Regions from separate parts of the Mus musculus genome. Here all the other regions are linked to region 3. A link is a loop called in an ENCODE intact Hi-C map of the cell type or tissue named here. Cell type or tissue: heart. All regions are shown on one strand.

What was found. A loop is a pair of places that touch in the nucleus more often than their neighbours do. Peaks named below come from ENCODE experiments on the same cell type or tissue, not always from the same donor. Only the 100,000 strongest peaks of a DNase experiment are listed, where the experiment ranks them.
Region 1: a loop joins it to region 3, with 2.8 times the contacts of the local background. A loop is called at or near these places in 2 of 42 quality-filtered maps.
Region 2: it touches region 3 in a loop (1.9-fold over the local background); 4 of 42 quality-filtered maps call a loop at or near these places.

The regions. Positions count from the first base shown.
Region 1 is chr7:64,074,565-64,082,564 of GRCm38, reverse strand. No RefSeq gene overlaps it. Among named protein-coding and RNA genes, the nearest start is that of Gm20670, 21 kb to the right of the region's middle. In heart, a CTCF peak has its summit at 4,769; no DNase peak of the experiment used is centred here.
Region 2 is chr7:64,044,290-64,052,289 of GRCm38, reverse strand. No RefSeq gene overlaps it. Among named protein-coding and RNA genes, the nearest start is that of Gm20670, 8.9 kb to the left of the region's middle. In heart, a CTCF peak has its summit at 3,392; DNase peaks (open chromatin) are centred at 1,869, 3,179 and 3,649; H3K4me3 peaks cover 1,789 bases; H3K27ac peaks cover 4,123 bases.
Region 3 is chr7:63,990,685-63,998,684 of GRCm38, reverse strand. All of the region lies in intron 1 of Gm32633 (predicted gene, 32633), which reads right to left. Among named protein-coding and RNA genes, the nearest start is that of Gm32633, 7.8 kb to the right of the region's middle. In heart, a CTCF peak has its summit at 3,152; no DNase peak of the experiment used is centred here; H3K27ac peaks cover 405 bases.

The sequences.
Region 1 (8,000 bases), 84 kb before region 3:
TTAAACACCACAGTGGAGCACTGTGACCCCAAAGTGGAGCATTGTGAAAGCAAAGTGGAGCACCGTCAGACCACTCTGGAGCACTGTGATTCCACAGTAAAGCACTATGGCATCAGAGAAGCACTGTGACACCACAGTGGAGCACTGTGACAGCAAAGCGAAACACTGTGACACCACTTTGGAGTACTGTGACACCACAATGGAGCACTGTGACACCACAGTGGAGCAGTGTGAAAGGAAAGAAGAGTAATGTGATAGCAAAGTGGAGCATTGGAACACTACCGTGGAGCACTGTGATAGCAAAGTGGAGCACTGTGGAAGCAAAGTGGAACACTGTGACACCACAGTGGAGCACAGTGACTTCAAATAAGAACACTGTCACACCACAGTTTAGCACTGTGACACCACAGTGCAGAACTGTGACACCATATTTGAGCACTGTGACAGCACAGTGGAGCACTGTGATAGGAAAGTAGAGTACTGTGACACCACAGTGGAGCACTGTGACAGGAAAGTAGAGTACTGTGATAGCAAAGTGGAGCATTTGAAACAACAGTAGAGCACTGTGTTAGCACATGGAGCACTGTGACATCGCAGTGGAGCCAGGTGACACCACAGTTGGGCACTGTGACAGCTAAGTGAAGCACTGTGACACCACAGTGGAGTACTGTGACACCACAGTGGAGCACTGTTATAGCAAAATGGAGCACTATGATAGCAAAGTGGAGCACTGAGACAAAACAGTAGAGCACTGTGATAGTACATGGAGCACTGTGACAACAAAGTGGAAAACTTTGACAGCACAGTGGAGCATGGTGACACCACAGTGTTGCAAGTGGGCACCACAGTGGAGCACACTGACACCACAGTGGAGCACTGATACCACAGTGGAGCATGGTGACACCACAGTAGAGCACTGTGACACCACAGTGGAGCGCTGGGACAGGACAGTGGAGCACTGTGACTGCAAAGAGGAACACTATGACAGCACAGTGGAGCACTGGGATAGCAAATTGAGCACTGTGACACTACACTTGAGCTCTGTGACATCATAGTAGAGTACAGTGACCGGAAAGTAGAGCATTGTGATAGCAAAGGGGAGCATTGTTACACTACCTCAGAGCACTGTGATAGCACATGGAGTATTGTGATAGCAAAGTAGAGCACTGTGAAATCACAGTAGAGCCCTGTGACACCACAGTGGAGCACTGTGACAGCAAAGTGGAGCATTTGACATAACCGTAGAGCACTGTGTTAGCACATGGAGCATGGTGACATCACAGTGGAGCACTTTGATACCACAGTAGAGTAAGGTGACACCACAGTGGGGCACTGTGACAGCAAAGTGAAGCACTGTGAAACCACAGTGGAGCCCGTTGACACCACAGTGGAGCACTGTGATAGCAAAAAGGAGCACTGTGATAAGAAATTAGAACAATGTGACACCATAGTGGAGCACAGTGACACCACAGTGGAGCACTCTGACAGCAGTGTAGTACTGTGACAACAATGTGGAGCACTGTTATAGCAAAGTGGAGCACTGTAATAGCAAATTGGAGCAGTCTGACACAACAGTAGAGTAGTGTGATAGCACATGGAGCACTATGACATCACAGAGGAACACTCTGACAGCAAAGTTCAGCACTGTGACACCACTGTGGAGCAGTGTGATAGAAAAGTGGAGCATTATGACACAAGAGTGTAGCATTGTCATAGCACATGGAGCACTGTGATAGCAAAGTGGAGCACGGTGACACCACAGTGGAGCACTGTGAGACCACACTGGAGCATTGTGACACCAAAAAGAGGATGGTGACACCTCAGCAGAGCACTCTGACACTACAGTAGAGTACTGTGACAAGAAAGTGGAACACTGTGACACCAAGGTGGAGCAGTGTGGCACCACAGTGTAGCACTGTGACACCATAGTGTAGCACTGTAACACCACATTAGAGCACTGTGATAGCAAAGTGGAACACTGTGACACCACAGTGGAGGTCTGTAACACCATAGTGGAGCATTGTGAAAGGAAAGTAGAGCAGTGTGACATCACAGTAGAGCACTGTGACAGCAAAGTGGAACACTGTGACACCACAGTGGAGCATGGTGACACCACAGTAGAGCACTGTGACACCACAGTGGAGCACTGTTACAGCACAGTGGAGCACGGTGACAAAACAGTAGAGCATAGTGACACCACAGTGGAGCACTGTGATAGCCAAGTGGAACACTGTGACACCACAGTGGAGCACTGTGACAGGAAAGTAGAGTACTGTGATAGCAAAGTGGAGCAAACTGAAACCACAATAAAGCACTGTGACAGCACAGTGGAGAATTGTGACAGCAAAGTTCAGCACTTTCACAGCACATTGGAGCAGGGTGACACCACAGTGTTGCACAATAACAGCACAGTGGAGCACAGAGACACCACAGTGGAGCACTGTGACACCACAGTGGAGCTTTGGACACAACAGTGGAGCACTGTGACTGCACATGTAGCACTCCGACAGGAAATTGGAGCACAGTAACACCACAGTGGAGTATGGTGACACCATAGTGGAGCACGGTGACACCAAGTGGAGCCCGGTGACACCACAGTAGAGCACTGTGACACCACAGTGGAGCTTTGGACACAACAGTGGAGCACTGTGACTGCACATGTAGCACTTCGACAGGAAATTGGAGCACAGTAACACCACAGTGGAGTATGGTGACACCATAGTGGAGCACGGTGACACCAAGTGGAGCCCGGTGACACCACAGTGGAGTTGGGTCACACCACAGGGGAGCACTGTGACACCACAGTGGAGCACTGTTACTGCAAATTGGAACACTGTGAGACCACAGTGGAGGACTGTGACACCACAGTGGAGCATTGTGACACCAGAGTGGAGCACCGTGAAAGGTAAGTAGAGCACTGTGATAGCAAATTGGAGCATTGGGACACTACCGTGGAGCACTGTGATAGCAAAGTGAAGCACTGTAAAACCACAGTAGAACACTTTGACACCACAGTGGAGCACTGTGACAGCAAAGTGGAGAACTTTGACAGCAGAGTGGAGCAGGGTGACACCACAGTGTTGCAAGGGTCACCACAGTGTAGGACTGTGACACCACAGTGGAGCACACTGACACCACAGTGGAGCATTGTGATACCACAGTGGACCACGGTGACACCACAGTAGAGAATTATGACACCATAGTGCAGTGTTGTGACAGCACAGTTGAGCATGGTGACAAATCAATAGAGCACTGTGATAGCAAAGTGAACAACTGTGACACTACAGTGGAGCACTGTGACTGCAAAATGGAACACTATGACGGCACAGTGGAGCACTGCGATAGCAAAGTGGAGCACTGGAGCTCTGTGACAACACAGAGAACTGTGATAGCAATGTGGAGCACTGTGACAACACATTGGATCACTGTGACTGCAAATTGGAACACATTGACACCACAGTTGAGCACTGTGAAACCACAGTGGAGCACTGTGAAAAAATAGTGGAACACTGTGACACCACAGTGGAGCACTGTGACAGCACAGTGGAGTACTGTGACACCACAGTGGAGCACTGTGACAGCACACTGGAGCACTGTGACACTACAGAGGAACACTGTGACACCACAGTGGAGAACAATGACACCGAAGTGCAGCACTCTGAAAGCACAGTGGAGCAGTGAGACAGCACAGTGGAGCACAGTATCATCACAGTGCAACACTGTGACCCCTCACTGGAGCACTGTGACTCAACAGTGGAGCACTGTGACAGCACAGAGGGGCACTATGACAGCACATTGGAGCACTGTGACACTACAGAGGAATACTGTGACACCATAGTGGAGCACTGTGACAGCACAGTGAAGCACTGTGACAACAAAGTGGAACACTGTGACAGGAAAGTAGAGTACTGTGATAGCAAAGTGGCGCAATCTGAAACCACAATAAGCACTGTGACACCACAGTGGAGAATTGTGACAGCAAAGTTCAGCACTTTCACAGCACATTGGAGCAGGGTGAGACCACAGTGTTGCACAGTGACACCACAGTGGAGCACTATGATACCACAGTGGAGCACCGAGACCAGAGTAGAGCACTGTGACACCACAGTGGAGCACTCTGACACCACAGTGGAGCTTTTGACACAACAGTGGAGTACTGTGATTGCACATGGAGCACTGTGACAGGAAATTGGAGCACCGTAACACCACAGTGGAGCACGGGGACACCACAGTGGAGCCGGTTCACACCACAGTGGAGCACTGTGACACCACAGAGGAGCCGGTTGACACCACAGTGGAGCACTGTGACAGCACTGTGGAACCCGTTGACACCACAGTGGAGTACTGTGACACCAATGTGGAATACTGTGACAGCAAAGTTGAGCACTGTGACACCACGTTGGAGCCCGTTGACACCACAGTGGAGTGCTCTTATAGCAAAATGGAGCACTGTGATAGCAAAGTGGAGTACTGTGACAAAACAGTAGAACCCTTTGTTAGTACATGGAGCAATATGATAGCAAGGTGGAGCACTGTGAAATCACAGTCTAACACTCTGTCAGCAAAGTTCAGCACTGTGACACCACTGTGGAGCAGTGTGATAACAAAGTGAAGCATTGTGACACAACAGTGGAGCATTGTCATAACACATGGAGCACTGTGATAGCAGAGAGGAGCATGGTGACACCACAGTAGAGCACTGTGAGATCGAAGTGGAGCACTCTGACACCACAGTACAGCTCTTTGACACCATAGTTGATCACTGTGACACCACAGGGGAGCACTGTGACACCACAGTCGAATACTGTGGTAGGAAAGTAGAGCACAGTGACACCACAGTTGAGCAGTATGACAGGAAAGCGGAAAACTGTGACACCACTTTGGAGTACTGTGACATCGCAATGGAACACTGTGAGACCACAGTGTAGCAATGTGAAAGGAAAGAAGAGTAATGTGATAGCAAAGTGGAGCATTGGGACACTACTGTGTAGCACTGTGATAGCAAAGTGGAGCACTGTGGAAGCAAAGTGGAACACTGTGACACCACAGTTTAGCACTGTGATACCACAGTGCAGAATTGTGACACCATATTGGAGCACTGTGATAGCAAAATGGAGTACTGTGACACCACATTGATGCACTATGATAGGAAAGTAGAGCATTGTGACACAACAGTAGAGCACTGTGACAGCAAAGTGGAACACTGACACCACAGTGGAGGTCTGTGACACCACAGTGGAGCACTGTGAAAGGAAAGTAGAGCATTGTGACACCACAAAAGAGCATGTGACAGCAAAGTGGAACACTGTCACACCAGAGTGGAGTACTGTGACAGGAAAGTAGAGTACTGTGATAGCAAAGTGGAGCAATATGAAACCACAATAAAGCACTGTGACACCACAGTGGAGAATTGTGACAGCAAAGTTCAGCACTTTCACAACACATTGGAGCAGGGTGACACCACAGCGTTGCACAGTGACGCCACAGTGGAGCACAGAGACACCACAGTGGAGCACTGTGATACCACACTGGAGCACCGAGAAACCACAGTAGAGCACTGTGACACCACAGTGGAGCTTTTGAAACAACAGGGGAGCACTGTGATTGCACATGGAGCACTGTGACAGGAAATTGGAGCACCGTAACACCACAGGGGAGCACTGTGACACCACAGTGGAGTACTGTGACACCAATGTGGTGCACTGTTATAGCAAAATGGTATACTGTGATACCACAGTAGAGCAAGGTCACACCACTAGAGCACTGTGACACCACAGTGGACCACTGTGATAGCAAATTGGAGCACTGTGACACAACAGTGGAGTATTGTGATAGCACATGGAGCACTATGAGACCATAGTGGAGCACTGTGAGACCTTATTGGAGCACTTTGACACCAAAGTGGAGAATGGTGACACCTCAGTGGAGCACTGTCACACCACAGAGGAGTACTGTGACAGCAAAGTCGAACATTGTGACACCTCAGTGGAGCACTGTCACACCACAATGGAATACTTGACAGCAAAAGCAAACACTGTGACACCACAGTAGAGCACTCTTACACCACAGTGGAGCACTATGACAACACAGTGCAGCACATTGACTGCACAGTGGAGAATGGTGACAGCACAGTGGAGCACTGTGACACTACAATAGAGCTCTCTGACACCACAATGGAGGACTGTGATAGCTAAGTGGAGCACTGTGACACCACATTGGCACACTGTGATAGGAAAGTAGAGCATTGTGAAACCACAGTAGAGCACTGTGACAGCAAAGTGGAAAACTGTGACACCAGAGTGGAGTTTTGTGACACCACAGTGGAGCAATGTGATAGGAAAGTAGAGCATTGTGACAGCACAGTAGAGCGCTGTGACAGCAAAGTGGAAAACTGTGACACCACAGTGGAGCACTTTGACAGGACAGAAGAGCACTGTGACAGGACAGTAGAGTACTGTGATAGCAAAGTGGAGCTTTGGGACACAACTGTGGAGCACTGTGATAGCAAAGAGGAGCACTGTGAAACCACTGTAGAGCACTCTGACACCACAGTGGAGCACTGTTACAGCAAAGTGGAGTATTTTGACAGCACAATGGAGCAGGGTGACATCACAGTGTTGCAAGGGGGAACCACAGTGGTGCACTGTGACAGCACAGTGGAGCACAGTGAAAAAAGAGCAGAGCACTGTGATAGCAAAGTGGAGCACTGTGACTGCAAAGTGGAACACTGTGACAGCACAGTGGAGCACTTTGATAGTAAAGTGGACCACTGTGACACTACTGGAGCTCTGTGACACCACAGTGGAGCACTGTGACAGCCAAGTGGAACACTGTCACACCAGAGTGGAGCACTGTGACAGGAAAGTAGAGTACTGTGATAGCAAAGTGGAGCGTTGGGACACTACCATGGAGCACTGTGATAGCAAAGTGGAGCACTCTGAAACCACAATAAAGCACTGTGACACCACAGTGAAGAATTGTGACAGCAAAGTTCAGCACTTTCACAGCACATTGGAGCAGGGTGACACCAGAGTGTTGCACAGTGACACCACAGTGGAGCACAGAGACACCACAGTGGAGCACTGTGATACCACGGTGGAGCACTGAGACACCACAGTAGAGCACTGTCACACCAGAGTGGAGCACTCTGACACCACAGTGGAGCTTTAGACACAACAGTGTAGCACTGTGATTGCACATGGAGCACTGTGACAGGAAATTGGAGCACCGTAACACCACAGTGGAGCACTGTGACACCACAGTGGAGTACTGTGACACCAATGTGGAGCACTGTTATAGCAAAGTGGAGCACTCTGATACCAAAGTGGAGCAGTGTGACACAACAGTAAAGCACTGTGATACCACATGGAGCACTGTGATATGACAGTAGAGCAAGGTCACACCACACTGGAGCACTGTGACACCACAGTGGAACATTGTGACACCACAGTGAACAACTGTGATAGCAATGGGGAGCACTGTGACACAACAGTGGAGCATTGTGATAGCACATGGAGCACTGTGAGACCATAGTGGAGCACTTAGACACCAAAGTGGAGAACGGTGATACCTCCGTGGAGCACTGTGACACCACAGTGGAGTACTGTGACAGCAAAGTTGAACACTGTGTCACCTTAGTGGGGCACGGTGGCAGCACAGTGGAGCACTGTGATTGCAAAGTGGAGCACTGTGACAGTACAGTGGAGCACTGTGAATGCAAAGTGGAACACTATGACAGCACAGTGGAGCACTGCCATAGCAAAGTGGAGCACTGTGACACTACGGTGGAGCTCTGTGACACCACAGTGGAGCACTGTGATAGCAAAATGGAGCACTCTGACACCACATTGGAGCACTGTGATAGGAAAGTAGAGCATTGTGACACAACAGTAGAGCACTGTGACAGCAAATTGGAACACTGACACCACAGTGGAGGTCTGTGACACCACAGTGGAGCACTGTGAAAGGAAAGTAGAGCATTGTGGCACCACAGTAGAGCA
Region 2 (8,000 bases), 54 kb before region 3:
GTGAATGCAGGTGTAGATGAAACAGGACTTGCTCTATGCTGACAGTGAAGCTCATGAGGGTTTCATCCTGTTTCACCTCTGGTAATATTTGAAATAGCAATTTCCAGAATAAAAGAACAAAAAACAAACAAACAAACCAACAAACCAGCCAGGCGTGGTGGCACAGAGGCAGGCGGATTTCTGAGTTCGAGGCCACCCTGGTCTACAAAGTGAGTTCCAGGACAGCCAGGGCTATAAAGAGAAACACTGTCTCAAAAAAAAAAAAAAAAAACAAACAAACAAACAGGTTAAGCTGGGCGTGGTAGTGCACGCCTTTAATCCCAGCACTCGGGAGGCAGAGGCAGGCGGATTTCTGAGTTCTAGGCCAGCCTGGTCTACAAAGTGAGCTCTAGGACAGCCAGGGCTATACAGAGAAACCCTGTCTCAAAAAAACAAACAAACAAACAAACAAACAAACAAAAAACAGAATAAAAGAAAGAAGGAAGAATTAAAAGAGGAAGGAGCCTGGGGAGATGGCTCAGTGGGTAAGGTACTTACGAGTACAGATCCATGGAACCAAGGTAAACCTGGGTGGTGGGCACACACATCTGTAACTCCAGCAGACTACAGAGAGATGGGAGACACAAACAGGACTCCTAGAAGCTCATCTGACAGCAGGCCTGGCATATGTACAAGTGGAGGACTAGAACCAACACTTGAGGTTCCACTCTGACCTCCACACAAATGCCATACACGTGCAGGATTTCACACAAGCATGCTTTGATTTTCAGATTCATGCGCATGTGCACACACACACACACACACACATATATATGCATACAAATATACAGGAATGCACACACATACATGTGCACACATGATTCAAAGAATAAAGGAGTGGAGGGGAAGGAAAGGAGAATGAGCTTTCAATCCATTGACAGATAAAAACAAGACACAGAAAAGCAAAGTAAAATGTCCAGAGGAGCACAGCTAGGTCCAAGCAGACCTTGTTACTGGCTCTCCCTTACCAACAATCACACAGAAGAGGAAGCGATAGACTATTGCGTCTTGCTTGAGAAAAAAACCTGTAGCTGGTCTAAGGCAACAGGGGCAACAGGAAATGGCAAGACTGTCGATGACAAATGATTTTCACCTATTATTTGGGGGAAAACATGTCCTGCCATGCATGTGCATTGTATTTCATAAGACAGACAAAGATGCCTCCCTTCCACACCCTGTTCTTCTGCTGCTTGGCACCAACAGCTTGTTCTGTTTTCAAATGTGTGTAATACCTATGACAGAGATAACCAGGGCCACAGTACTGTGTGCCAGGACAGCAATACTAAAAATTCATCTTCAGGTCCAAATATATTGAAGTTGTCTCTTTCCCACACATTCAAAATGAGCAAGGCTTTCATTATGCATCAAATGGGGAAATTAAGCAGGGCAATTATCTGTCTATTGCCCCAGGATAGCTTGGGCACTGTTTAATCAGACGTTGCTATGGGAGGCTGCAGACAGCTCCTGACCATAAACAGACATTAAAGAGAGTTACTTCATAAAAAATAAAAATAAAATAAAATTTAAAAAGTCTTCTAAGTCTTTATACCCAGTGTTGGTTTCCCTGAGAACTTCTGAACCTTAGAACTCGGCTGGAGTTTAGGGAGAGGAAGGAAGATTCTAGAAGGTGATAAGTAGACTAAAAAGCCAAATACAACAAAGTTAAACTAAATTGCTATCTTTCTCATAACTGAATTGGCAGGGCCCCTGCCTTGCTTTTCTTGGGAGTAGTGTTCAAGAGGCCCACAGGGCTCTGTATTTATGTTTGATGACTGGTCTGAAATCCTAGAGCCTTGCAGCCAGCTGGCAGAGCCTGGTGCGGCCCGTGTGTCGCCAAGGGCAGAATCAGCAGTACTGGCCACAGTTCAACCCAGAGGTGAAGAATCCTGGGTGGGCGGAGACAGGGCCCAAGCTCTCCCTCCTCAAAGGCCTGCTGGATCAGAAACAAAGAGTTCTGATTTTCTATGGGTCACGCTCAAAAGCCATATAACTTTGTCCTATTTGCCATTTTCTTAAGGAGAAAAAAAAAATTCATGATCATGGGGTCAGTGGGTGGATTTAATAGGGAGATTGAGAGTTCTAGACTTAGTGTGGGGGGGGTGGGGTGTCAATATTTCTTCCATTCTGTAGCACCTAGGCTTAGCCGACCTAGGTACCCCTGAGAATGGCAGGTAAGGACCCTTCCTCTCTCCCTCAACAGGGAGAGGCATGAAGAGACAGGATAGCTCCCTCATCAGCAGTTCTGTCTGGCTGTAGGCTACTGCTCAGCAGAGCTGAGCCTGTCACTTCCCCAGAGCCTCTTCAGCCCCAGACACTTTTCACCCATCTCCTCTCTCTACCCTCTTCCTGTCCCGCTTCCCTGTCCTACCCCTTGGGGTATTTCACTGACTGAACACACAGGAGGACAGCTCACAAACTAACAGCAGTCCTGGGAGACAACTAGTGCTTGCCAAACAATGGGGCCACACTGGCAACCAACCTAGATACAGACGAGGGGGGGTTGGGATAGTAAGAGGACAGAAGCGGTTGCCTGTGTCATAGCGCTAAATGGAGCTGAATACACAAAAGGGTGTATGTGTACCACGGTGCAGTAAACATAGACTTCATATTTGACCAGGAAATAACTTCTCAAACCTGGCAGTCCTGGAGGGAGACTGGGCCAAGCCCAAGCCCCTCAAGATCTCCCTTTTCAGAGAGACTTAGTCCAAGCAAAGCGTTGTCTAAGGCCAGCATCCCACTATCAGCAACAGGAACTGTGGCAAGCTAGCTAACAAGGCCTCCAGATTACGTGAGGGAACCAGGGGGGCAGGGAAATTTTCAGTGAAAGCCTTTCTTATCTCTTTCTACAGAGGCCCAGGGCAGGAGAGTTCAGGGTGCCTGGAACACTGTCCGACATCGTGAGATACTAAGGACAAGTTGAATAGTTACTAGGGCTAGCCCAGACCCCTAGTCCTTAGGTTTGGGGGCCATTTCTTGCTCTAAGCTATTCTGCAGAGGCAGGCATCTCAGGACTGCTAGGGCAAAACGCAGTCACGCTTGCCTTAGGAATGGCCACAGCCAGAGTGGCTAGGGTAAGAGCCATCTAGACATTTAGAGATCTGTCCCTGGGGATGGGTGATGGAGCACCCTGTAACCTACCCGCCCCGCCCCAGGAAACTGGCTTAGGGTGCTGAAACATGTGGCTGACACCAGGGGCAGGGAGGAAGATGGCACCTTGAATGAGAGCTGACCAGAGGAAGCCGTTTAGAACAACAGGCAGGCAGAAGACAGGGGTCACTAGGGCGTCTTGCACACCCATCTCCCCAACAGTCCCCAGAACAGTGTAGTCAGACAAGCGACAACTCCGAGATTAATCTGGGAGCCTGTGGCCTGGGTCAGGGACGGTAGGCGGCAGTCACCGGTGTCCTGAAGTCTCGCAGCAGCCGCTCAAGCCCCCATTCCCGCGGTGGACAGGCAGCCCCGCCCACCCATGTCACGTGCCATCTCCAGTTGCACCGGAGACACCAGCAGACAGAAGCCCTGTCCTCCAGCCCCAGCCATGTCGCTGCCTGTGCTGACCCATTTTCTCTCCCACCACCCCAGCCAGAGCCCAGAATACACGCAGCCTCCCAGCAGAGTGGGTGCCACCCGCTCTCCCTACCCCCACGCCCCTCGCATGAGAGGTTTGGGGAAGTGGGTGAAGGGAGGCTGAGGGAAGAGGGGTGGAGGGAAGACAGAGAAGGCAGGAGAGGAGGAGGAAGGAGGGGGAGGCCACTCCAGTGCCTGCTGCCAGCTAAGGAGGAAACCTTGAAACTCAAAAGTGCACACCAGCCCCAGGCTAAGGATTCCAGAACTCCAACTCCACGCTCCTGCCCTAGAGGCTCCAGACTCGGTCTTCCCCTTTCTGTAACACTCATCTCCCTAGCTAGTCTTCCTCAGGCTTGGATATTTTTGAACAAGACCATTTCTTCATTGCCTATAAACTTGGGGAACTGAGGGTCCGTGGTGCAAGAAGGAAGAAGGTGACTGAAACTGATGTCAGCCTGGCGCTGGGAAACACGGGTCCTGTGGCCTCTTTCTCTGTCCTCAGAGGACACTCAAAGGCCAGTTGAAGTGGCCTAGCTGCCTAACATCACACCTGAGAATGTCTTCTGTCTGGCTCAGGTGCTCAATGCGTGTTAATGGCTTGCTGGAGAACATTCACAAACTGTCCCTCACAAAAGGACATTCACCAAGTACAGGGATGCATGCTAACACACTCTTCACAGAAACTGGAGCAGAATGTTCTAGAGCTGAGGCTGATTAAGTATTTACCAAAGGCCAAGCCATGGTCTGGGTCTGGGCACACCTCAGTTTAACCTCACACATAGCTCATAAAGGTTCATTACTGTCCTCCGAATTTTTCAAAGGAGGAGCCTGAGCCATTGCAAGAGTGGACTGCACGCCTGGCTCACACAAGCAAGACAGCCAGGATTGGAGTCTGTCTGGCTTCAAACAGTAAGATAAAGACTAGGCCTTTCCAGTGCCTATGTTACATGAATTGTTTTCTCACTGAGAGTACTGTTTGCTGCCACCTTTCTAAGACACCTAAGGAAGAAGTGGTAGCCTTGCACAACTGAAGCTTTTACAGGACAGTGGGGGGAGTCCTGCAGCCAGCCTGCTCCTTATGTGACCCTGTCCACAAGCCTAGACCCAAGGTTCCCCTCAGGTCAGGGATACAGAAGAGTCAAGGGCAGAGACCCACACTGACCTTGGAAACCAGCTAGGTGACCTTAGGGCTGAGACATGCCTACCCCCAGAAGATCTAGATGTCACAATTGGAAACAGAACAAAGTATGGTCTGAGGGTGACTTTGTCCAGCTGTGGTATCAAGTCTGGTGGCAGTCTGATAGTGGGTAGGTAGTGACTCCATACTGCCTAGGACCCTGTGGGAGGGCTAAAGAATCAAGATTTCTTTATTATCCTCAAACATTCCATCTCCGATTGTGATTTTGATCATCAAGCATGGCTCAGTAGCTCAAGGACTTGCTGAGCAAGCCTAATGACCTGAGTTCAATCCCTGAAAGTCACTGTAGAAATAATGAAAGATTCAACTCCACAAAGTTATCCTCTGACCTTCACGTGTATAACATGATATGTGCACTGCATACACTCTAGTTCTCGAACACACACACACACACACACACACACACACACAGATCATGCACATGCAATAGTCAGTAAAATGTATAAAAACAAAGAAGAAAGAGAATTCTTTATCTTTTAAAGAAGATGCATCTTGAATAACAGTAAAGTCGTACCCCAATAAAACCCCTGTAAATTGAAAACAGTTTTAAAATAAAATGACTTTAACTCACCTAACCAGTGTGATGTTTTAATTGTCAACTTAATGAATCTAGAATCACAAAGGAGACACACCTCTGGGCTTATCCATGAGGAAGTTTCTGGATTTATAGAGTTATAGAGTTTATAGAGGAAGGAAGACCCACCTTAACTGTGGGCAGCACATTCTTGAGCTGGGGTCCTGACAGAATCCTGCTGAAATGTCGAGGTATGGCTTTGACTGAATGAGTGTCACTTTGGCATCATGATAAAGTTGGAAAACTGTTAAGTCCAACCACCATTAAGTTGGGACTGTGTGTGCATATGTGTAGGCGTATGACCTGAGAAAAAAACCTTGTTAGTTCTAACCTCTCTGCTGCCAGGTTTCTTTGATACAAGAATAGGACCTTACCATGACCCCCCCCCAAAAAAACTGGAGGCTGGTAATTTTTTTTTTCCATGTGAGCAGCCATTTCTGACTTTGGCATGTGTGACACTGCTGTGTATGAAGATTCCTCATCTTCTTCACATGACCTTCCAGGAGGTTTGTTTTTTTTTTTTAATGCAAAGGGTGTTAACCTCTGAATATATGAGGTGCTATAAGTATGTTCTTGCTGAGGTCATCTGGTCCTTTGTTTTGTTTGGAGGCAGCATCCGTCCTGTAATGCATATTAGTCACACTCTTTGAAAACTTTTCTTTTACATTTGCTTGTTTACTTCATGTGCCTATGATGGGCAAAGGTGCTGTAGCACTCCTGTAGGTCAGAGGACAACTTGCGGGAGTTAATTCTCTCCTGCCACCATGTAAGTACCAGGGGTCAGGTCTGAGCTTGGCAGCAAGCACCTTTACCCTCTGAGCACTCTCACCAGCTGGCTCCTAGTTACAATGGTACAGAAATCCAACTCAATGCAATATCATGCAAAGGGCTATATACCAAGAAACTCATGTAACTACAATCATATTCAGATATTATTTGGAAGCAAGACATCTTTCAATTTATATCTCTTTAAATAAAATTAGTTTTGTTTCCTTGCCTAAGCCTCTGAAAGGTCTGATTAGGTCTTTAACTGTTTCTGATTTTTGTTGGCATTGTGAATGTCATCTCCTTCTTGATACACAAGGAAAGTATTGATTTTTATTTGTTGTGTCTGGTCTCCACTGACGCTTAGAGCCCATGGGCCTCTTGTGGATTAATTACACTAGTACTGACATCACCTTCTAGTTCTTTCAGTACCCCGTGTTCCTCTGGATTCGGTTTTCTTCTGCCCTCTGCTGAGTTCCTTCCGTGTGTGGAGTCTTGATTTTCTCATCCCACTTGTGAGCACCTGAACAATGGCTCCCAAAGTCCACCCCGTGGGTTCCTGAGTCTCTTTCAAGGCATCTAAAAAGTTGAAATGATTCAGTGGGAATAAGACTTTTTCCCCCCATGGGTGTTGAGAGGAGCTTTCCAAAGCCTGCACGATGTGTAATATCACAACAGCTTGGTGGCAAATTCAGATATGGAAATCCAGCTGTCTGCTAAACCAGACATTGGAGAGCTCTTCAAAAATTATAAAACATTGTCACTCTTTTTATTGCAAGCAGCTATTTTCATAAATAATATTTTAATTAATGTCATTGTTACTACTCTTTTAAAAAACAGATGAATATTGTGGTGTTTTCTTGGGGTTTTTTGTTGTTGTTTTTTTTTAATTCATTTGAGCATCTACCATAGTAAATGTTTTTTGTTTGTTTGTTTTTGTTTTTTTTTTTTTGAGACAGGGTTTCTCTGTGTAGCTCTGGTTGTCCTGGAACTCACTTTGTAGACCAGGCTGGCCTCCAACTCAGAAATCCACCTGCCTCTGCCTCCCGAGTGCTGAGATTAAAGGTGTGTGCCACCACGCCTGGCACTTCCCCAGTTTTCTGTGTCAGTCAGTATCCATAACTATATCAAATATCTAAGACACCAACTTATAAGAAGAAAGGGTTGGGCTCAGGGAGATGGCTCAGTTGGTAAGATGCTTATAAAATTTGAGCAGTGAGCACCTATGATCCCAGCACGTGGGAATGGAAGGGCGATTCCTAGGTCTTGCTGTCCAAGCAGCCTAGTGAGCCAGTGAGCTCCGGGTTCAGAGAGAGACCCTGTCTTACAAGTTACGTGGAGAGAGATTGAGGAAGACATTTGATGTCTACCTCTGGCCTCTACACATACTCAAACCCCTACACACACATGCACACATATGAATACACATACACACACACACGCATACATGCACACACACACACACACACACACACACACACATACACAAGCACACATTGTGAGGGTGAAGAGTAGCCTCTGGTCTTCAGCAGTTCGCCTCGCTCTCATTTTGGCTGATATCGACCTGACAGTGACTTGGGTGGGTAGTGTTGGCTCTGGAGGTCTCTGTCAGTGTGACTATCGACCCTACACTGAAATCAAATAGGACACCCTCTAAGCCACTTTGAAGGTCCTGTCTGTATCCCATGACCCACTCCCTCTCCTCTGGGACTCTGGAGCTCTAAGAGCTGAGCCCTGGGCTCTCTCTAGGCTCTGCTGCTTCACCTACCTGGCCCCTTCATGACATCCTCCTGTTGTTGTTTTAAGGGTCAAGTCTCCTAAGTCTCAAAGGTGCCTAAGGATTTTTAATTTATTCAT
Region 3 (8,000 bases):
CACACACATACACACATAGACTTACACAGACACTCTCTCTCACTCTCACACACATATATATATACACACTCACACACATATACACATGCATGCACATAGACATACAGACAAACGCACACAGACTCTCTCATACATACACACAGGCAAGCACACACATATACACACTCACATGCACACATACACACATGTAAATAGGAATACACACAGACATTCTCTCTCTCTCTCTCTCTCTCTCTCTCTCTCTCTCTCACACACTCTCACACACACACACACACACACACACACACACACACAAACACTGTCCTGTCCTCACAGACGTCTGCCTATGCCTCATTTCACAAGCTATATCGCTCTGCCTGTCCTGGCATTGTGTCCTGTCCAAAGAGCCATTTGAGTCTCTGACATATCCTTGAGGATGGTGGCCCTGAAATTCCAGGCCTGGGCCTGAGATAAAGGACTCCAGGTCACTACTCTCCTCCCATTCTCTCTGCTACCTGCTAGAAAGCTAGAGACCTTGAGGACCTAGCTGCCAGTCCATCACAGGCTTAGGCAAGTGAGGTCCAGGCCAGGAGATGCTCAACAGATGCTTGCCCGCTGGCAGATGAGCCCCAAGGGCAAGATGCTCCTGAGGGCTGAGCCACTCCTGAAAAGAGTTTTCTCACAAGCAAAGGCTAAAAAAGAAACAAATAGGGCTGGAGAGATGGCTCAGTGGTTAAGAGCACCAACTGCTCTTCCAAAGGTCATGAGTTCAAATCCCAGCAACCACATGATGGCTCACAACCATCCGTGATGAGAGCCCCTGCCCTCTTCTGGGGTGTCTGAAGACAACTACAGTGTACTTGCATATAATAAATAAATTAATTTTTAAAAATTAAAAAAAAGAAGAAGAAACAAATAGTAAGAGTATCAAGGTAAAGACATGTCCCTGGGAGCTCCTTCCTGTGTTCAGAGGCTCACCTACAAGCAGGCACTCCTGGTCACCTTCTGGCCTGTGGCCTTCACTAGGAGAGTCTTAATCAGTGATTCTCAACCTGTGGGTCATGACCCCTTTGGGTCAAATGACCCTTTTACAGGGGTCACCTAAAACCCTCAAACAAACAAAAAAGCATATATTTACATTATAACTCATGGCAGTGGCGAAATTGATTATAAAGTAGCAACAAAAATGTTTTTATGGTTGAGGGTCAGCATGACATGAGGAACTGTATTAAAGGGTTGCAGCATTGGGAGGGTTAAGGACTACTGGTCTAAATAGAACAAGGGCATAGACAGAGGTGTCAATGCTGGTCTCTTGCCTCTGGACAGCAGTGAAAGGTTCTGTAATAAGCAGACCAGGGGGGAGTGAACTGAGCAAGAACTAGGGAAGAAGAAACTTCCCAGGTCAGGGAAAGATGCTGACGTGCACTAAAGTGGCTCACCCCATGGTAAGGCCCTGAGGCAGACTCTATCCTTCTCATCTCCGATGTCCACATTAGCTGGGCTGATTCATGGGGTACAATGTGTTATTTCCTTACATGATACAATGTACGCTAAGCAAATCAGAGCATAACCACCACTTCAGACATTCACAACAACCAAGACACGCAGCCAGTCGGGGTGCCCATGGCCCAGTGAAGGGAATGTAGTGCATGCATACAGTGGCCTACTCTCCAGCCCACAGCAGAGAATAAGATCCTGCCACTTGTGTAACATGGACAGAACTGGAAGTCCTTATGATAAATGAAATCAGCCAGACACAGAGACGCAAATACCATATGGGCTCACTCCGATGAAGAACATTAAAAAGGCAATCTCAAAGAAACAGATTGTGGAAAGGTGGTTATCAGAAGCTGGGGAGGGAGGGTAAGTAACAAAATGGTGTTAGATAAGAGAAATAAGTTCTGGCGTCCTGGTGGCACAGAAGGTGACCAGTAACATTGTCAACCTGATGTAATCTAAAGTCATCTAGTGGATAGGCATGCCTGCGAGGGGTTACCTTGATAGCATCGACTTGAGATGGACTCACTCTGGATAGCACCATTCCCTAGTGGGATCCTGAACTGATAATTGGAGAAAGGGGTGCATACATTCACCTCTCTCTGTTCTTAGTTGTGGCTATGATATGACCAGCTGCTTCAAGTTCCTGCCTTTCACTATCATCAAAGGCTGTACCTGTTATGGTTTGTATATGCTAGGCCCAGGGAGTAGCACTATTAGAAGGTGAGGCCCTGTTGGAGTAAGTATGTCACTGTGGGTGTGGGCTTAAGACCCTCATCCTAGCTGCCTGGAAGTCAGTCTTACACTAGCAGCCTTCAGATGAAGCTGCAGAACTCTCAGCTCTGCCTGCAGAGTATTCTATCACTGGCAATGAGGAGAAAAAAACTAAGACGGATGCTCCTGTTTACAACAATGTATTCTATATTTCTTGAGTCTGTTGACCGGAGGCTGTGGTAGAGGCTGGAGCAAAGGACGCATTCTTCCAGGCCTTTCCCCTCTACAGGAATAAGGGAAGAAGCAAAGCCAGAGGCCCAAAGTTTCACATTTCAAAGAGAAGCTTCTAAGTTGGTGTGGAAATGTAGGAGCTGGTGAGAGCTGCACACCCTTAACTAACAAACTGTAAATTTGGATATCAGCTGTTTCACAAGGGGTAACTCAGGTCCTACCTGTCTCGAACCAGGTTTTGACTGAACTACACAGTAAACTGCAGCAATGTTGAGCTTCCTCTGGTAAATTCTTACAGTCTGTGTTATCCTAGTAATGTGGCCTTGAACTGTTAATAGTTATACTGATCTTTCTTTACTTTTTTTTTTTTTTCTGAGATGAGTTCTCTGTATAGTTCTGCCTGTCCTGGAACTGGCTTTGTAGATGAGGCTGGCCTCAAGCTCAGAGAGATACATCTGCCTCTATCTCTGCCTCTTGAGTGCTGACATCAAAGGCATGTCCCACCACACCCAGCTTTTTTTGTGTTCAAACATGGGAAAGTTAAGAAGCAGATAAATTCTTTTTTACTAAAAGTCTAAGAGTTTTTTATAAGCCAAGGCTGAGGCCTTGTTGAGGGAAGGGCTGAAAGAATCCCAAATGGTTTGGTAAGGAGTCCCTGTTACTCCTGTTGCTATTATAACCCAGAGGCTCTGGGCTCCCAAGGATGCTGCCTGGTTACTAGTCATCCTTTGGCCACCACTGTCCCCATGTGGTACAAATGCACAGGAGCCCATGGTGCTCAGAGGAGAGCAAAGGACATTACCCAGTCACAAGTCACATGTATCAGACACGTGCCCAACCACTGAAGCCCGAATCCTGACAGTAGGTCACAAGTCGAGAAAATATCACATTTACCCTTTATAACCATGCCCACTTTCTTGGCTCCCTAGGCTCATAGACCATGCCCAGGCTGTCCTGAGGCTGCCATACAGTAAGAAAGACCTTGATGGCCACATGAAAGGACAATAAGGAGGACTACACATGCACCAGGCAGGCAAAGGTATGCTTCCTAGACCTTCTAACCCAATCCAACTGCCAAACACAGAATAATAATTGTCATGTCCGCCAACACTTGTGATATGTGGCCTGTAGGATCTCATAACATAATAGGCTGCACAGCAACATGTGTGTCAAGTATGTAAGTTCTGTCCTCTAAGCCCCAGGGAATATGGGGAAGATGGCCTATCATCTTCTTAAAAAGACTGTCATTGATAAGATACCATTAGGCTATGCTGTGGCTTTGGTGCTTGGAGGTTATCATCAAAAACAAGCTGTTAAAAAGAAGGGTGAGGGCTGGAGAGATGGCTCAGCAGTTAAGAGCACTGGTTGCTCTTCCGAAGGTCCTGAGTTCAAATTCCAGCAACCACATAGTGGCTCACAACCATCTGTAATGAGATCTGACGCCCTCTTCTGGTGTGTCTGAAGACAGGTAAAGTGTACTTACATAAAATAATAAATAATTCTTTGGGCCAGAGCAAGCAGAGGTCCTGAGTTCAATTCCCAGCAACCACATGATGACTCACAACCATCTGTAATGCTACAGTGTATTCATATACATAATAAAAATAAATAAATCTTTTTTTAAAGAAGGAAGGCTGAGCTGGGAAAGGAGAGTGAAATGTAAATGTGATTGTTGTCAGTTTGACTGGATATGGGAACAACTAAGAGACACACCTCTGGGTAGGTCTTCAAGGGTATATCCTGGGCCCATTGGCTAAGACAGAAAAGCCCTTTCCTCGGAGTAGTAGAACCCACCATCTGCTGCCCAGACATAGAGAGGTGAGAAATACGTCTCATGTGCCTGCCTTGCACCTTGCTGGCAAGTGCAGCCTTTGGTTGCTGCCTCTGCTGCTGCCATCCTTAGCTGTTGCTTAACCCAGCTTCTTTGACCTTCCACCATGAACTAAAGATCAGATCTCCAGGAATCCTCCATAACTCAGTGCCAGCTTGGGATCATTGAGGTTTCTGGCCTTGGGGACTGAGCAGGTCGCAGTTCTCAGTCTGGCCAGGGTGCAGACTTTCATTGCTAGACTACCCAGCACATATCCTATAAGACAATCTAATACATTTCCTTTGTTTTATATGCTCACTCAGTTCTGTTCCCCTACATAACCCTGACTGTCACAGAATTCATGGGATAAGAAGGGGATTCCCACGAACCTAGGGGACAGAATCCAAGCATCCGTAGTCGGTCAACATTCAGAAGTACAGCTAGCCGGGTTGAGAACTCCAGTTGAGAGGGGGATTAGCTCAAATGGTAGAGCGCTCGCTTAGCATGTGAGAGGTAGCAGGATTGATGCCCGCATCCTCCAGTTCCCTTTCCCAGCACTCGGGAGGCAGAGGCAGGCAGATTTCTGATTTCGAGGCCAGCCTGGTCTACAAAGTGAGTTCCAGGACAGCCAGGGCTATACAGAGAAACCCTGTCTCAAAAAAACAAAAACAAACAAACAAACAAACAAACAAAAGAAACTCCAGTTGTTTTCTTGGGTTTTTCTGTTGTTGCTGTTTTTGTTGTTGTTGTCGGTGGTGGTGGTGTTTTTTTTTTTTAATTTACTTATTTTTAGTATGTGTATATGTATGGGTATGTACACATAGGTACACATATGGAGAGCAGAAGAGGGAGTTGGATTCCCTGGAGCTGGAATCACACGTGTCTGTAAGTCATCCTACATAGGTGCTGGGCCATGAACTCAGGTCCTCTGGGAGAGCAGTACACAAAGTACATCTTAACTGCAAAGAGGTGGATCTCTCCAGCCTGCAAAGTCCTGTTCTTAATTCTTGGTTATTCTATGGCTTGAGCGTGACCTCTAAATAATCAGGCGTAGGAACGTTAGTTCCTCTGTGCTGTGGGGCGGGGAATGGATCACCAAGGCAGATGTCTCAGAAGAATGTATTAGCTATAGTGGAGGCTAGACCTCTCTGTCTTGTGCACGCATACTTTCTCTATCTTTCAGCTTCTACCTGCCTAGGAAGCGGCAGGTAGCCATCTCCAGCTGTGGCCATATGACCTTGAACTTTCCAGCCTTGGAGACTGTGAACCTAAAATAATCAGTCTTCTTTCTTTACTTTGTCTCGTGTATCAGACAGTCCTTAGAAAATGGACTCATGGCTTGGCCAAGGTTGAGAGCCACACTGACAATTTGTTGCAGAGGCTGAAGATGAAAATCAGACAGTGGACCGCTGACTAAGGTGGACCATGAGCCAAGCCAGTATTTAACTCCAGCCACAAGGCTATGGGACAAAAGTAAACAAGAAGGTTCTAGAAGAAGGGCTAGAGCCACAGGATTGGACATGCACCTCCTACCCTGCCTGTGAGGAACTATTCCTTCTATCTAGATTTGGCATTTGCAGTGGTCAAGAGATAAAAGACAAACTACACTAAACTATGGGGAAAATCTCTAGACACCCTGACCAACCTCCTCCTGGCTCTCTTCATCTTTGCCAGCTGTGAGAAGTAGAGACCTATAGTCCACATCTCTGATTCCCCAGGCTAGTGTCTGGCACGGATCTACAAATACCAGCACGTTGACCTCCTGGGTTGCAAAGCTTGATTAGGAGGCCCAAATGTAATCCAGGTTGGCTGGGAACAAAGGAACATGGGGCACTCCCTGGGTGGCCTGGCCTTCCAGGGAGGCTCTAGGTGGCCCAAGTTTTCAATCCCAGCTCCAGCCTTCTTGGCTTTGGTTTCAAAGACCACCAGTGCAAAGTGAAATGGATACTATCACCGTGTATGGCCACGGTCTGAAACGTGAAATGGCATATGGTCCTGGCGGGGATCAGGGAGTGGTAGGCATAGCCTCAAAGCCTGCGTCAGCGACGCCTTTCCCGAACCCAGTGGGTGTGTGTTGCAGGAACAGTGGGCTTTCCAATGCAGGAAGCAGCAGGGCAGTGGGTTTTCTCCACTCTGTGGCAGGTTGATCCATTTGGCAGAGGCCTGGCAGGCCCAGATGGTAAGAGGCCTGGAAGTCAGGGCTAAATTTGGACTTGGACAGAAAGGTAAATTTTCAGGAGGCCTCTGAAGAAGGCTGCTATTGGTGATTTAAAAAAAATAAATAAATAGCGCGCGCGCGCACACACACACACACACACACACACACACACGCACGCATGCGCGGGTGGGATTGCGGGGGGGGGGGGGGGGGGCAGATAGAGAATGAATTAGGGAAAGGGTAGCCTTGGCTCCAGAGCTGCCCTGGGAGGCAGGTGGATGTCACTGGGCTCCAGGCTTGGGCAGGCTAATCCCTTACATCATGTTCTCCAAGGCTCCTCCCTTCTTGGCCCTGACTGCCAACTCACAAGGGTGGTTTCCACAGAAGCCCCCCCACCCCACCCCTGAGCATCCAATATGGCCTGCCCCTGCAGGTACAGGAGCCTGGTGCCACCCGCACATGGGCCAGGTGGAGCTGCACCTTGGCCAGGAACCTGCGCAGGAGGAGCAGCTGGCCACCCTGCTCGGGGTGAGGAGAGGAAGCTATTTTGGGTTGAAACCCAGGCTGTGTGAATGCTGTCTACAAAGGAGCTTCTACCCACAGCCTGGGGAACACCATCTGCCCTGAAGAGCGGGCTGCACATGCCAACACGCGGACTTCAAACTCAAGCCCCTTGCAGCTCCATGGAGCCCTGTCTGGGCCCAACCACTCCAGCTTTTTCCTCAAGCCTGGCCTGGCCCTTGCTGTCATGAGGCCTGAGCAGCTGTAAAAGAGACACAGCCATTCCCTTTGTAGTCGGCTTCACCTCCCAAAACTGAAAGGGAGGGTGGGCAGTTTAATCTTATCTTGCCTTACAGAAATGGTAAGTGGGGTACTCAAGAGCAGCTGCTATGGGGTACAGGAGATAGACTACTCCCAGGACTGCCTCATGTAGCAGGGATACCAGGCCTGGTTCCCCATGGTCTTCTCTAATAGACACAATGGAGACCCTGCCATCTCTACACCGAGTCAGTTCAGACTGGCCCAGTCCTGAAGGCTTCTCGATGCTCCCCATGGCCCTGTGCTTGGATAACCAACGAAATGGGAATGATTAGGGTCCCTTGTTGGAAGCCTAGGCTCATCACTCACACACTCACCTTGGTGGTACATCTGCCCTAAATGCGCCTCTCCTTCAACCTGGATCCTCTGCCTGAGAACCGGCATGGGATGAGAGGGTTTGGGAAAAGGGTGCTTCTAGTCTCTTTGATGTCCATCCAGGGTATTAATTTTTGGAACTGGGTAGTACCCTAGCTGACTTCCCACGAGCCCACCTCTTTGGATGGTGGCCCCAGCTGTTATCCAGCTGGCCACTCACTGAGATAATTGTAGCCACCTTGCTTCTGACAATAAAGTGGCACCACCTGTCAACTACTCTATGGCCACCCTGTCACCCACAGCAGCTTTACTGTCATCCCTGGCCCTCAAAAGGCAGTCACACTGAGTTTCTCAACAATGCTTCCTCTTTGACACATTAGTAAATGCAGCAACCTGGGTTTGGACCTCACCTCTCCTCGCTTTTCTCCTCATGGTCCTGGCATTCCTCAGCGTGTAGTTTGGGCTGTCCCTTCCCAG